Regions from separate parts of the Homo sapiens genome. Here all the other regions are linked to region 3. The links are chromatin contacts, found by Hi-C or POLR2A ChIA-PET in ENCODE. All regions are on one chromosome and are shown on one strand. Each heading gives the region's core, a stretch centred on a gene start or an enhancer-like site at or near the end of the contact. The rest is flanking DNA. Distances are from core to core; before and after follow the strand shown.

Region 1 (2,767 bases), core at 17-2,516, 2.3 Mb after region 3:
CCTGCACCTTCAGCCACAGGTGCAGAATGCTCTCATGGCCCAGAGATCCCGGGCGACCTTTTCTCTCGCAGCCCCGGGGACTTCTATCTTCGGTCTCCTCCTCCCCAGACCCGGTCACCCACACAGCCCCGGCAAGCCCCACCACCTCGGGCTCCCCCACAGCCCCGTTCACCCACACAGCCCCAGGGTCCCTTGCAGCCTCGATGGAGCCTGGGGTCCCAGGAGCTCCCAAAGCCTCATTCGCCCCGGCGGCGTCGGCTGTCTCCGCCGCTTGTCTCGTCCCCCATGGCCGCTGACGGCCCTGTGGCCTTTCTGCACTCACACAGCGCGTCTCCCACTCCGAGGGCTTCGCCCGGCGCCTTGCTCCACGGCCTCGGGACGTCCCTGCGCCCCGTCTCTTCCCCCACGGCCGCCGAACCCCCCGCCCCGACCTGCTGGGCCCCACGCAGCGACCCGGCATCTTAGCCGCCTGCTCTCCCCGGCGCAGCCTGGGCAAGGCCCCACGGCGAGTCTCCCGGCTCATAGCTCCAGGGCAGTTCCCTTCCTCCCTACCGCGGCCCTGGGGGATGTCTTAGCACCTCGCTCCCTAAGCTGCTCCACACACGCACTCACACACTCCGCTCCGGCCTTGCAGCCTTTCTCCCTCCGAGCCCCTCACCCATCCCACCCCCGCCCAGTCTCGGGAACCCGCCCCCAGTCCCAGGCCCCCGTAAAGCCTAGACGGCAGAAAAGGTAACTGGGGGGACAAAGCAACAAAGGCTTTCCGAGTCAGATCTCCTCTCCCCCAAGTCCATGACTCTATGCGGCTTCCCAGAATCCCCCCCAGCCCCGGCCCGAGCCCACCTGGCCTAGGGTGAGGCGCGGCTACTGGGAGGCGGGCAACGGGGGCCCCCAACAAGGCCGCGCTTCCGGCCGCCTGCCCAGTCGCCATAGCAACAGGCGCAGGGCGGCTTGGGAGCCTTTGAGGCCCTGAACTATTTAAGGATCCAGGTGTTGCAAGGCGGTAAGTTTTGCAGCCAGTGTCCATGAGGTCGGGGCTGGGACTAGATTAGGGTAGATCTAAGCCTGGGCTTGGGAGTGCAGCTAGCGCAGAAAGATCTGAGGAACTAGAGCAAAAAGCCATGCGGATGGATTGTGGTCGTCAGAGGCTCCCGTAGTCTTTAGCGGCGCTGGCTTCCGCAGGCTCCGCCCTCTCTTGCCCACCCGGAAACAGCCTCGCCCCGCCTACGCGGGACCCAACCGCGGCGACCGGACGTGCACTCCTCCAGTAGCGGCTGCACGTCGTGCCAATGGCCCGCTATGAGGAGGTGAGCGTGTCCGGCTTCGAGGAGTTCCACCGGGCCGTGGAACAGCACAATGGCAAGACCATTTTCGCCTACTTTACGGGTTCTAAGGACGCCGGGGGGAAAAGCTGGTGCCCCGACTGCGTGCAGGGTGAGGCCGGGATTCGGGGGCTGCTGTCCAATGGAAATGGCAGGAAGGTCGAGCCTACGGCCAGAAGGGGGGCTTAGCGGAGGCAGAGTCTTGGTTCCAGACATCCGCGGAGCAATCTGAGCTGTCCCCAAGTCTCCTTCTATTAAATCCTACCCCGCCCTGCCAAGAGCGCTCTTCCTTTTACCACCTTACCCGGATGATCTTGGAATCTAGTTCCTTAAAACTTCTCACTCCCCCAGTACCATTAGTGTCTTACAGGATACGTGAGTTGGTCAGCAAATACATGTGCTTTCCATTGTTACGGGCGCGGTGGTGCAGGGGCAAATCGGGACTGGGATTTGGTCCTTACCCTTAACGTGGCTCTAAGACCAGAAGGGAACACCTGACTTGTGTTGACCTCTTCAGTTAGCTGCAGGTTAAAGTCTGAGTGCTTACCAAGACTGGGGGAAGGGGGAAAGAACACAGTTTATACGTGCCTGATTGTAGAGTTGACGTGCGATTATTTTATCTCAACTTTTTTTAAAGCTGAACCAGTCGTACGAGAGGGGCTGAAGCACATTAGTGAAGGATGTGTGTTCATCTACTGCCAAGTAGGAGAAAAGCCTTAGTAAGTGGCAATGTATAATCTACCTCGCAGACGTGCACAAATTGCATACTTAGGCGGGAAGGGCCTCAGGGACTTACTTACCCAGTTTGTCTTACAAGGTAATGTCTGACAAGTTAAACAATTAGAAGCTATTAAATACAAATTTAAAATGCCCACCTGAATTAAGTAAGGGTAATTCAACGAATTTGGTCTGGTGTAAGCCCAGAACTTAGCTGGCTTTACTTTTATATCTTAGTCACACTTTGAAACTTTGCACAGGGTAATTAGTAGATTAAGCCATAGTCCGCAAGGTTTTTTAAGTGTTTGCAAGAACAGTGATTACTAAAAAATTAAATGTAGGACTATGTCAAATATTAAGCAAACTGTAATAAACCAAGTAAATTTTTTTCATGATCACTTTTTCTTTTCGAATAGTTGGAAAGATCCAAATAATGACTTCAGAAAAAACTTGAAAGTAACAGCAGTGCCTACACTACTTAAGTATGGAACAGTAAGTATCTTTAAATATGCTGGGCCTGTAATTCACTGTCAGAACTCTTTTAACTTGCTGTGGATCCAGATTTGAAAAGATCTTGACATTTCATCTCAATTCCATTGTTGTTCAGAGTGCTGCTGAAAGTCCATTCCTATGGCCAATCCCAATAAACTGATAATGTAAATATCTAGCTATTAGGTCTTTTTCATGTTAAGTCACTCTTAAAAAACCAGAAAGTAGGTTGACTCATA
Region 2 (2,716 bases), core at 155-2,654, 2.9 Mb before region 3:
TCTATTCCCTTAAAACAGTCCCAAATCAACTCCAACGGCATCGGTAAGACAGTCAATCTCAGGGATCCCTCCCTGGCAAGGAAAACCCAGCGCAGGTAATTTATGTTCTTGGCGTAGAGTCTGTTCCCAATATCCAGGAAGACTCAGCCCGCAGCCCCATCTTACTGAGCAAGGTGACGCCCTGAAGTACACACCGACAATGTTTAAGTCCAAGGAAAATGAAGTTCCAGTCACTTACAGGGAAGGGTCTGTTTCCATTGCCTCACTTCTGGTTTATTTTGTGGAATAAAATGTCTTTCCTCCACTAAACACTTTGAAAACCAGAACTCTCTAACGGCGGACAGTCTTCTGGACGCTTAGATCTCTTGCACATAGCCAGGCATCGCCTTAAACTGGGTTGGGCTGGTCACTGAAGGCTTTCTGCTACCACTATTTCTTCTAGCACTTAGTTCACCACCTTCGTCCTCCACGGGGGAAGAGAACGGTACAAAGATTTTGGAAAAATGCCCAAGAAAGGAAAAAATTGACCGGTTTCCTGAGGGTGTCTCCATCCCTCCCGGCCAGTATGTGGTGACTTCCTACCAAAGGCCACCAGGGGAGCACGGCCAAACCCGGCTCTCCAACACGGCAGGAAACGTTTCCAGCCTAAAAGCCACTTGTAGGATTATCGGATTCATTCTGGGCGCCGCTGCCAAGTGATGCCCCCGCAGTGCCAACATCTCCCTCAGCTCTTTGTCCCCACGTTGCCTTGCCCTGCCCTACCCTTGCGCCTGGCCCGGGAGCCAGCCCCACCCTGGGGCCGAAGCAGTTCCCCTTCCCCGCGGCTGCCCTCCCCAGGCACACCCCGGGGCCTCGGTCCGCGGCTCCTCCTCCCCCACACTCCTGCTCCCCGGGTGAGAGCGAGCCCGAGCAGCCGGCGGGCCCCTGCCACGGTCACCCAGCCCTCTGCCCACGACCCCCGAGGGTCCGCTCTCGAGGACCAGCCAGCCAGGCTGGGAGTTCCGCGGCCCTCACCCCGCCCAGGGCCCGCCGTCCCGTCAGTCCCTCACCGGGCGGAGGCTGGGCGGGCGACGGTGGCACCGGCGGGCGCGGGCCGCTGCTGTTGATGATGTAGTGGGAGACGCGCGAGTTCTCTGAGACGCTGAGCACATAGTCCCCGGGGCTGGTGCTCGAGTCCCGCACCAGGAACACCCCGTGCCGCTGGCCCTGCAGCAGCGCCACCGCCTCCTGCCGACTCAACCTCCCCCAGTACCAGCTACTCCGCTCCTCCGAGTCGAAGTTGCCCGCCATGGCTGCCTCCGCGCCTAAACGCTGGGGTGCCGCCGCCGCGCGCGCCCCTCCGGCCCCCGGCGCCCGCCGCCCAGCGGACCGGCTCCGGTTTCAGCTTCACAGCAGCGCCCGAAATGGCGGCGGCAGCCGCGGGCCTCCCCCTCCGGAAATGACGCGCTCCCTGCCCGAGGGAGGCTGCCGGGAAGGGGCCCGCGGCCCGCCATTGGGAGAAGGGCAAGGCGCCCTCGCGCGCGCACTGCGCATGCGGATTCATGGGCGGTGCCGCCCTTCCCGGGCCCGGGCTGCGGGGGATGGGAGGCGGGGTCTAGGGCCCGAGGGGCGGGGCCTCGCAGCCTCCCGCAGAGACGCGCGCCTGCGCTGCGGACAGAGCGGTGCTTCTCGTCTGGGCCCCGGTTCCTGGACGACCTGGGACTTCTAGGCAGCGACTCCCAGACAGAATTGGAGGAGAAAAGATGCGTGTGGCCCTGGGGCCTGAGTTCTCGGCCAGGCTTCCTGCGATATCAGTCTGTTTCTTTTTTCTTTTTCTTTTTGAGACGGAGTCTTGTTCTGTCGCCCACGCTGGAGTGCAATGGCGCGATCTCGGCTCACTGCTCCCGGGTTCAAGCGATTCTCCTGCGTCAGCCTCCCGAGTAGCTGAGACTACAGGCGTGAGCCACCGCGCCCGGCTGTTTTTTGTATTTTTAGTAGAGACGGGGGTTTCACCATGTCGGCCAGGATGGTCTCAATCTCCTGACCTCAGGTGATCCGCCCGCCTCGGCCTCCCAAAGTGCTGGGATTACAGGCGAGAAACATCGCGCCCGGCCACGTCGGTCCGTTTCTGCTCGTTCCTCTAGCTTCTCCACAGACCAGCTGACGTTCTCATTTTCATTGATTCACCTAGGACATTGTTGTTGACACTCCACTTGCACTGCGGGTGCAAAGGTTATCATGGCTGGGCCCTGCACTCCTCGAACTCACAGACCAGTGAGAGGAACCAGGAAACTGGATGACAAAAGGATGACAAATGCTGACAAACGCTATCATGGGAAACGGACATGAACACAGAGCAGAGCCCCCACAGCCAGTCTATGGAGTAATCCAGGAGGGCTTCCCAGAGGAGGCAGCATGTGTTGACTGCTGAATGACAAATGGGGAAGGACATTCTTTCTTTTTTTTTTTTTTTTTTTTTTGAGATGGAGTCTCGCTCTGTCGCCCAGGCTGGAGTGCCTGGGCGTGATCTCGGCTCACTGCAAGCTCCGCCTCCCGGGTTCACGCCATTCTCCTGCCTCAGCCTCCCGAGTTGCTGGGACTGCAGGCACCCGCCACCACGCCCGGCTAACTTTTTGTATTTTTAGTAGAGATGGGGTTTCACCGTGTTAGCCAGGCTGGTCTCGATCTCCTGACCTTGAGATCCGCCCACCTCGGCCTCCCAAAGTGCTGGGATTAC
Region 3 (2,700 bases), core at 164-2,663:
TTCTCTTTAAATCTGGCAGCACGTGGGGCTGCATTGTGAAGCCACCAACCCGCCTCCCCCCTTCCACTCCGCACACGGACGTCTCCACTGCGCATGCTCCGCGCACACAGTCCTAGCAGAGTAGGAGCCAACCCCCTAAAAAGTCAACCTGGAAGCCGCAAACGGCCGGAGGCCGGGACAATGGGGGAGGGGGGCCGCAGGCTCCTCGGGGAGGCCGACCCGGCCGCCGCCCCGGGCCAGAGCCTGCGGGCGCAGCTCCGGGGTTTGCAGGCCTGCGCAGCAGCCGGAATCGCGGCGAGCACAAAGCCCGGAGCCGGCCAGCGAGCGGCTCTCCCCGCGGCCCGCTCCTACCCTCCCCCAGCCGGGCGGCGCAGCCGGAGCCCGTGCCAGGCGGAGGCAGGCGAGGCGGCGATCCGCACTCCGCCAGGGTCTCCGGCACCCTCGCGCCCGCGTGGAGGCCGCCGAGGCCAGCGCTTTTGTTGTCGGCCCCAACTCCGCGGACCCAGCGCCGCCCGGGGAGAAGTTTTGTGCGCCTCACCTATCCCGCCAGGGCCGGTCCCTTCCGCCCGCCCTCAGACACCGAGCCGGGGACTCGCAGCCGCACTGGGTCCGGACGCTCCAGCCGGCCCCGAAGGTCCGGCGGCCCCGGCAGCACCTGAACCCGGGACCCGCCCCTCCAAGCTGGCGGCCCCGGCCTGGGGACCCGCACACAGCCCCTCCCCCGCAACGTCCTACAGAACGGTGGGGGAGGGGACCTCCTCCTCTCCGACCCCCCGGGCGCCAGGCCCAGTCCCTGGGCCGGAGCTGGGTCGCGTCCCCGCCCCCAGTGCCCTCCAAGAGCCGGGCGAGAACGGCTGGGCCCGGCCGGGACCGGAGCCTCGAGGTCCCCACCCTCGCAGGCCCGGGCCCCTTCGGCAGTACGGCCGCTGGCCCGGGAGGAGAAGAGGGACTGGGCTGCGGCTGTCCGCGATCGCGGCCGGGCCCGGCGCCCCGCCGCCCGCCTGCTCACCTGCCAGCTGTCTTCGCAGTAGCAGTGCCGACTGCAGCTCCGTCATCCTCCCTGCCGAGGGCCCGGGCTGGCGCCGGGGCTTCCGAAGGGCTGGGGACAGGCTCTGGGGGCGGCTGGAGCGGGGTGTGCCGAGGAACCCGGGCCCCGCGACCGGAGCGCCGGAGCCGAGGAAGGCCGGGCTGAGGCGGCGGGAGCGGCGCCTCGCTGCCGGTGCGAGTCCGCTCGCTTCAGCTCTTTTCACAGCGACTCACGCCCGGAAGGGGAGGGTGCCCGGGCTGCCGCGGCGCGCACTGGGACTTCGCTCGCCCGCTTCCCTCCTTCAACCCGCCCGTCGGCCCCACCGGTGCCTTCCCCCGCCACTGCCTCACTGCGCGCAGGGCCGCTCGGCGCAGGCGCGCTGAGACTGCCGACTTGGGAAGCGTCCCGCCCGCTAGCCCGACCCCTCGGCCTCCCGCCCCGCCCCCGGCGGCGGAACCCCGCCCCTTGAGCGCAGTTGTCCCGTCCGCCGCCATTTTGGGAAGGTCGACGCCCGGCTGCCAGCCCAAGCCTCCGCTGGTAGACGCCCCGCGGACGCCATGACAAAGAGGTCGCAGAGGGTCAAATACAGCCTCTGGATTGAAGCAGTGGATATAGGAGCGAAGAGGCCAGAAGAAGTGGTAGATGTCTAGTCCTTGGCGAGCGCCCAAAAGCCATCTAACACTGCCACATGGTGTGCGAAGTAGGAATTGTTAGAAAGCCGAAGTTAGTACTGGTGTGCCCCATTTTAACCAAACATCAAAATAGAGGCAATATATGATGATAACTCACTTTACATGAAGAGTGCACAAAAAAAGCCACCGCGTCCGGCCCTATTATTATTGAGCCACCGAGACCGGCCCTGTTATTATTATCATTTATGGACGGCAATTCTCTCTGTCGCCCAGGCTGGAGTGCAGTGATCATAGCTCACTGCAGCTTGGAACTCCTGGGCTTAAGGGATCCTCCCATCTGAGTCTCCTTAGTATCTGGGATTACAGGTACACACCACCATGCCCTGCTATTTTTTTATTTGCTTTATAGAGATCGGGGGGTTTGACGGGGCGCGGTGGCTCATGCTTGTAATCCCAGCACTTTGAGAGGCCGAGGTGGGCAGATCACCTGAGGTCACGAGTTCGAGACCATCCTGGCCAACATGGTGAAACCTGGTCTCTACTAAAAATACAAAAATTAGCCCAGCCTGGTGGCAGGCGCCTGTACTCCCAGCTACCAGGGAGGCTGAGAAAGGAGAATTGCTTGAACCTAGGAGGCAGAGATTGCAGTGAGCCGAGATGGTGCCACTGCACTCCAGCATGGCCGACAGAGAGAGACTCCGTCTCACAAAAAAAAAAAAAAAGGAGGGGGGGGCCAGAGGTCTCTCTGTGTTGCCCAGGCTGGTCTCAAACTCCTGGGTTCAAGCAGTCCTTCCAACTCGGCCTCCCAAAGTGTTAGCATTACAAGTGTGAACCACTGCCCCCTATCAAATAGACCAAAGGGACCATTTTGATATTTCACTTTACCAAATCAAGGAAATTTACTTCTATTCCTAGTTTCTTTCTTTTTTATTTTATTTATTTATTTATTTATTTTTTGAGACAGCCTTGTTCTGTCGCCCAGGCTGGAGTGCAGTGGCGTGATCTTGGCCCACTGCAACCTCTGCCTCTCAGGTTCCCGAG

The links. A loop is a pair of places that touch in the nucleus more often than their neighbours do. ChIA-PET counts read pairs that join two places held with the same protein, here RNA polymerase II (POLR2A). Pooled maps may share reads with other maps.
Region 1: a pooled map shows a loop between it and region 3 (7-fold over the local background). The contact joins the promoter of TXNDC17 here to the promoter of UBE2G1 in region 3. A Hi-C loop is called at or near these places in 1 of 168 maps with a recorded cell type or tissue (naive thymus-derived CD4-positive, alpha-beta T cell) and 6 of 50 pooled maps. POLR2A ChIA-PET finds 5 or more read pairs at or near these places in 2 of 52 experiments (T-cell and naive thymus-derived CD8-positive, alpha-beta T cell).
Region 2: a loop to region 3 is called in a map of CD8-positive, alpha-beta T cell, with 8 times the contacts of the local background. The contact joins the promoter of CRK here to the promoter of UBE2G1 in region 3. A Hi-C loop is called at or near these places in 3 of 168 maps with a recorded cell type or tissue (CD4-positive, alpha-beta memory T cell, CD8-positive, alpha-beta T cell and naive thymus-derived CD4-positive, alpha-beta T cell), 1 of 37 single-sample maps with no recorded cell type and 5 of 50 pooled maps.

What each region holds. Positions count from the first base shown.
Region 1 is chr17:6,639,794-6,642,560 of GRCh38, forward strand. TXNDC17 (thioredoxin domain containing 17) reads left to right here and starts at 1,267. Exons shown (of 4, transcript NM_032731.4): 1 at 1,267-1,434; 2 at 1,960-2,041; 3 at 2,456-2,531. The coding sequence starts at 1,290. KIAA0753 reads right to left here and starts at 918. Exons shown (of 19, transcript NM_014804.3): 1 at 844-918. It overlaps LOC122526780, which reads right to left and starts at 523. Exons shown (of 1, transcript NM_001396008.1): 1 at 1-523. The coding sequence starts at 523. RefSeq lists enhancers at 445-1,326, 1,457-1,726, 1,927-1,986.
Region 2 is chr17:1,454,828-1,457,543 of GRCh38, forward strand. CRK (CRK proto-oncogene, adaptor protein) reads right to left here and starts at 1,405. Exons shown (of 3, transcript NM_016823.4): 1 at 1,050-1,405. The coding sequence starts at 1,290. RefSeq lists an enhancer at 574-1,559 and silencers at 824-953, 1,064-1,123, 1,214-1,713.
Region 3 is chr17:4,365,262-4,367,961 of GRCh38, forward strand. It overlaps UBE2G1 (ubiquitin conjugating enzyme E2 G1), which reads right to left and starts at 1,414. Exons shown (of 6, transcript NM_003342.5): 1 at 1,010-1,414. The coding sequence starts at 1,055. RefSeq lists silencers at 55-834, 885-1,584 and enhancers at 747-1,433, 1,253-1,547.